Linked DNA regions of Homo sapiens: region 1 is linked to region 2. The links are chromatin contacts, found by Hi-C or POLR2A ChIA-PET in ENCODE. All regions are on one chromosome and are shown on one strand. The core of a region is the stretch at or near the end of the contact, and the rest is flanking DNA. Distances in the headings are between cores, read along the strand shown.

Evidence for each region. A loop is a pair of places that touch in the nucleus more often than their neighbours do. ChIA-PET counts read pairs that join two places held with the same protein, here RNA polymerase II (POLR2A). Pooled maps may share reads with other maps.
Region 1: a loop to region 2 is called in a map with no recorded cell type, with 2.3 times the contacts of the local background. The contact joins two enhancer-like sites. A Hi-C loop is called at or near these places in 1 of 37 single-sample maps with no recorded cell type and 3 of 50 pooled maps. POLR2A ChIA-PET finds 5 or more read pairs at or near these places in 1 of 52 experiments (activated B cell).

Annotation. Positions count from the first base shown.
Region 1 is chr12:52,349,980-52,352,679 of GRCh38, forward strand. It overlaps the pseudogene KRT89P. Among named protein-coding and RNA genes, the nearest start is that of KRT85, 16 kb to the right of the region's middle. Within about 2 kb of position 1,397, at least 2 of the 41 ENCODE cell types and tissues checked have a DNase peak (open chromatin) inside an H3K27ac peak, as active enhancers do.
Region 2 is chr12:52,028,374-52,031,439 of GRCh38, forward strand. The region is part of intron 1 of LOC124902934 (a long non-coding RNA gene); the gene reads left to right. It also overlaps a transcript of NR4A1 not described here. Among named protein-coding and RNA genes, the nearest start is that of NR4A1, 22 kb to the right of the region's middle. Within about 2 kb of position 1,505, at least 7 of the 41 ENCODE cell types and tissues checked have a DNase peak (open chromatin) inside an H3K27ac peak, as active enhancers do.

The DNA.
Region 1 (2,700 bases), core at 147-2,646, 320 kb after region 2:
AAATAGTATTAAGTTTAAAAATTAACCGTTTTGAATGGAGATAAAATAGGATGACCAAGGCCACTGGAGACCCACCAGAGTCCCCACAACCTGCACCCTTTTTAAACTCCTTCCCTTCTGTCCATCCCCACAGCGCTGCAAGCTGGAGGCTGCGGTGGCCCAGTCTGAGCAGCAGGGTGAGGCAGCCCTCAGCAATGCCCACTGCAAGCTGGCTGAGCTGGAGGACGCCCTGCAGAAGGCCAAGCAGGACATGGCCTGCATGCTCAAGCAGTACCAGGAGGTGATGAACTCCAAGCTGGGCTTGGACGTGGAGATCGCCACTTATCGCAAACTGCTGGAGGGTGAGGAGATCCGGTGAGGACAGGGGCTCCAGGGTCCCTTCAGGTTCCTACTCAGAGCTGGACTGAAATATTCCAGGCAGAGAATGTTCAAACTGGGAAAGACTCTAGAAATCATGGACTCCAACCATGTCCCCATTTTGCAGATAGGGAAACTGACATCAGAGAGGGGAAGGGGCTTGCCCAAGAGCACAGCCAGTTAATGGCTCACCTAAAATGTACCAGTCTCTGGGCTGGCCACCAATGCTCTTCTCCCTCCTGCACGGCCCCTCAGGCTGGAATCTGGATCTCATTCCAAGGCCACTACTTTACCCTCTTGACTGAAAGGATGTTTCTGCAATCAGCTTCAGTGGGTTCTTAAAGCTGGAATCATTCAGAAAATTAGTTAAAGGCCATTTGATTTGGGATGTGCAAAGAATCCTATCAACCTAGATAGCCTGGTGTTCAGGACCAGGGAATAGAAATGAGCGGCACAAGTTCTGTCCTTGCAAAGGAAGACAAGACAGACATACATCAGTCCTCCAGAGCCTGGGGTTAGTGGCCCAGGGAAGCTGTCACAGAAGGAGGCTGCCTTCTCAACAGCTGAGGAGAAGCTATGCTGACAATTTGAGCCAAGAATTGAGGGCAGGTGAAGCCAGTGTGGGGCAGAGTGATGCGTATTTACACCTGGGATGGTTGCATGGTCCTCTGGACTTGGGACGGCCACATCGTTAGAGTTTCTAGCTGGGTCCCTTCAGGGCGGGGAGGCTAGACTGGGTAGTAGAGTATACAGGTGAAGAGCACAGGCCATGAGCCCACTCTGGGTTCAAATCCCAGCTCTGCCACTTATTAGCATGTGACCTCTTTGTACCTCAGCATCTTCAGCTGTAAAACAGAGATAATCACAAAATCCACCTTGTAAGGCTGTTGCAGGATTAAGTGAGTTTTAATGGAACATAGTAAGCCCCAGTAGGAGGAGGTGATTGTCATGAGATGATGGCCAGGCTGGGCTGCCCCCATGAAGAGGGAACTCAAAGGCCTGGTTGGCTTTGGAAACCTTCCATGAAGCGTCACTGATGGCAGCCCGGCCACGCTGCTGGACTTGCTCCATGCTTGGCTCAAGCACACACACTTTTCTGCCAGCTTCCTTGGGGCTTTGGGTGAAGCCACTGGAGTTCTGTCTGCATTCGGATACTTAAGCCCCCAACCCACTCACTAGCATTCAGTGAGCAGCTGGCACTTGCACTGATTTTCATTATGATACTAATAATTAATGGATTAATAACTCAATCAGAATTATTAGTACACATCCCCTATCCATGTGATTTTAAAGTCAATTTAGCATATTGTGCTATGTGTACTGTGGCCATTGACCTTTTAAGAGACTGCCTCCTCTTGGCATTTAAAATATTTAATTTAATTACATAAGTAATGCTCGCTGCTGCCAATACAGAAAATAAGAAAACAAAAGCATTCAGAGCCACTCAACTCAGAGATAGCTGTCGCCAGCATTGTGGTTTGACAGGCACCACCACGGGCACTGTGGGTTCCTTGAAAGGGCACAGTCGTAAGGCTGTGGCAATGCCAGACTGAGTGGCAGGAAACCGAGCCAGATGTGTACATCCTCACTCAAAAGATGAGTGAAGAAGTGTTTTGAGCTGGGCAGAATGAGGCAGGGTAGAGCTTTCCTGGGGAAAAAGGTTTGAAGTGGGAAGCTACAAAAGGGGAGACAGAACAGAAAGTGCAGAGAGGTGTGAGGGAGGAGGGAGTGTTTATAAAAAGCCCACTGTAGTGGTATATATGTCTCATCATAAATAATATCCACATATTTTTTGAGACAGAGTCTCACTCTGTTGCCCAGGCTGGAGTGCAGTGGTGCAATCTTGGCTCATTGCAAACTCCTCTTCCCGGATTCGAGTGATTCTCCTGCCTCAGCCTCCCAAGTAGCTGGGACTACAAGTGCCTGCCACCATGCCTGGCTAATTTTTGTATTTTTAGTATAAAAAGGGTTTCGCCACGTTGGCCAGCCTAGTCTCGAATTCCTAGGCTCAAGTGATCCACCTCCCTCAGTCTCCCAAGGTGCTGGGATTACAAAAATGAATTGTTTATAATGTTGGTAGCAAACATATTGGATTTCCTTACTATGTGCCAGTCTCCATTTTAGGCACTTTCCATGTAGAACTCAATCGAACTTTACAATAATCCTTTCAGGCAGGTATTATCACCCCCATTTTATGCTGGAGAAATTGAGGCACAGAAAGGTTAAGCGACCTGCCCAAGATCACCCAGCTAGTAAGCCGCACAGCCAGATTTAAGTCCAGGCAGCCTGGCTTGAGAGTCCAGGCTCTTAACCACACCATACTCTTCAGCCTCCCTCTGCATT
Region 2 (3,066 bases), core at 255-2,754:
GACCATCCTGGCCAACATAGTGAAACCCCGTCTTTACTAAAAATACAAAAATTAGCTGGGCGTGGTGGCTCATGCCTGTAGTCCCAGCAACTTGGGAGGCTGAGGCAGGAGACTTGCTTGAACCCAGGAGGCGGAGGTTGCAGTGAGCTGAGATTGAGCCACTGCACTCCAGCCTCGTGACAGAGCAAGACTCCGTCTCAAACAAAACAAAAAAACAAAAAAGATACCTGCTTAAAAGACAAAAAGACCAGGCCAGGCGCGGTAGCTCATGCCTGTAATCCCAGCACTTTGGGAGGCCGAGGTGGGTGGATTACGAGGTCAGGAGTTCAAGACCAGCCTGGCCAAGATGGTGAAACCCCGTCTCTACTAAAAATACAAAAATTAGCTGGGCGTGGTGGTGGGCGCTTGTAATCCCAGCTACTTGGGAGGCTGAAGCAGAGAATTACTTGAACCCGGGAAGCGGAGGTTGCAGTGAGCCAAGATGGTGCCACTGCACTCCAGCCTGGGTGACAAAGCGAGACTCCATTTTAAAAAACAAAAACAAAAACAAAAACAAAAAGACCAAAATTCAACTTCTCCCTAAAAATATTAATGCTTTAAGTGAAATTATCTCTCTAGTATTCCCCAAATCCTTTAGTGGAATAGGCATAATAGGCACTCCCAGGGAGCTAGGACCTGTTTACTCTGATTCCAGGACCTTCTGACAGGTGGGAAGCCCCCAGCTGGAGAAGTGTGGGACATTTTCTAAAAGAGCAGTGGAAAGTGAGTGAGTTGCCCCATCTGCCTGACCACAGATTGCCTGTCCAATGACAGGAGGGACGCATACATGCACACACACTCCACCTCTCTCCTTGGTGCTCAGATGTGGGGGCAGAATTCCCCTCCAAACGCCTGCAGCAGCATTCCCTGAAGACCCTGCCTGTGCCCAGACCCTGCCCATGACTTTGCACCCTCCTTGTGTGCCTGTGGGTCCTGCAGTTCTGAGCCCATGGCCAAGGCACAGGGGAAACAGGCCCCTAATGTACTCCAGAGACGGCCGGTGTGGTGGCCCACACCTGTAATCCAACATTTTGGGAGGCTGAGGTGGGTGGATTGCTTGAGCTCAGGAGTTTGAGACCAGCCTGGGCAACAGAGTGAAACCCCGTCTCTACAAAACATACAAAAATTAGCCAGGCATGGTGGCATACACCTGTAGTCCCAGCTACTTGGGAGGCAAAAGTGGGAGGATCACTTGAGCCAGGGAGGCTGAGGCTGCAATGAGCTATGGTTGCATCACTGCATTCAAGCCTGGGCAACAGAATGAGACCCTGTCTCAAAAAACAAAAACCACACACACACAAGACAGAACACCAGAGAGCTAAGGAATACCTACCCCTCTGCCATATAAACCTGTGTGGGGAAGGGCTTGGCTTCCTTCAGTTCCCTCCCGCCTGCCTCATGTCTCTCCAGGCACTCTCCCTTGAGGGTTGTCACCGGTAACCAGAGCTGGCTCCCCTGGTGAGAGCAGGAGCAGCGTTACTTAGCAACAGGCACAGCACACAAAATCCAGCTAATCTGGGCTGCCCCAGTGGCCAGCCCTCCTACAGCCCTCAGGGCGGTGGCTGCTGGCCAGCAGCACACCCCTAGAAGTGGACACTTATAAACTTCTGCATCTTTCTACCCCAGCAAACCCTAAGTTCCAGCTTGGGCAAGAAGGACTCTTGCACACAAAGGCACAAAGACATGGGCAGGGTGTGGGCACAGGCAAGGTCTTCAGGGAATGCTGCTGCAGGGGCATTTTCTCCGCCCTCCCTGTCCCTCTCCCCTTCCTTAGGCCCTGTCTCCCTTCACAGTATCTACAGAACTCTCTGAGGCGGGGGTCCCAGCTCTGCAGCAAGCCATGAAATGAAGGGCAAATCCCTTCACCTCTGGGTAGCTCAACTTCTCTGGGAAGCAATAACATAGCAGCTCAGTGTAAGGACTTTGAGGCCACACTGGTCTGGATGCAAATCCATGCTCTGCTACTTCTCAGCTGTGTGACACTGGACATGTTTACTTAACCTTTTATTTATTTTTTATTTTGTATTATTTTTTGAGACGGAGTCTTGCTCTGCTGCCCAGGTTGGAGTGTAGTGGTGCAATCTTCGCTAACTGCAACCTCCACCTCTCAGGTTCAAGTGGTTCTCCTGCCTCAGCCTCCTGAGTAGCTGGGATTACAGGCATAGGCCACCATGCTGGGCTAATTTTTGTATTTTTAGTAGAGACGGGGTTTCATTATGTTGGCCAGTCTGGTCTCGAACTCCTGACCTCATGTGATCCGCCTGCCTTGGCCTCCCAAAGTGCTGGGATTACAGGCGCGAGCCACCACACCTGGCCTACTTAACCTTTTAGAGCCTCAGTTTCCTCAATACTAAAATAGTGCCCACCTTAGATGGCTGCTGAAAGAAGAGACAAAGGAAAAAAGTCATCGGCACAGAGTCTGGCACAAGGGCCTGTGGATTGGGCTGAGTGCTCCTCTCGCGCATCCCCAGCTCTGTCCCCCTTAGTCACTGGCCTCCAGCCACTTGCCTTACTCTGCTGCTCTAACAAGCTGGCACTCTTTCATTACTGTTTCCTCTCCCTGCAACTTATCCCTTTCCCCTAACTCTCCACCGACAAACTCCCCTCAGTTTATTTATTTTGAGATAGGGTCTCACTCTGTCGCCCAGGCTGGAGTGCAGTGGTGCTGTCACAGCTCGCTACAGCCTCAGACTCCTGGGCTCAAGTGATTCTCTCACCTCCGCCCTGAAGTAGCTGGGACCATAGTCCCGTAACACCAAGCAGGCTATTTTTTAATTATTATTATTACTTTTAGTAGAAACAAAGTCTCCCTTACGTTGCCCAGGCTGGTCTCAAACTCCTGAGCTCAAATGATCCTCCCATCTCGGCCTCCCAAAGTGCTGAGATTACAGGCATGAGCCTCCAGTGGTGCCCAGCCTTCCCTCAGTTTAAAAGCTACTTCCCGCCAGGCACAGTGGCTCACGCCTGTAATCTCAACACTTTGGGAGGCCGAGGCGGGCAGATCACATGAGGTCAGGAGTGTGAGAC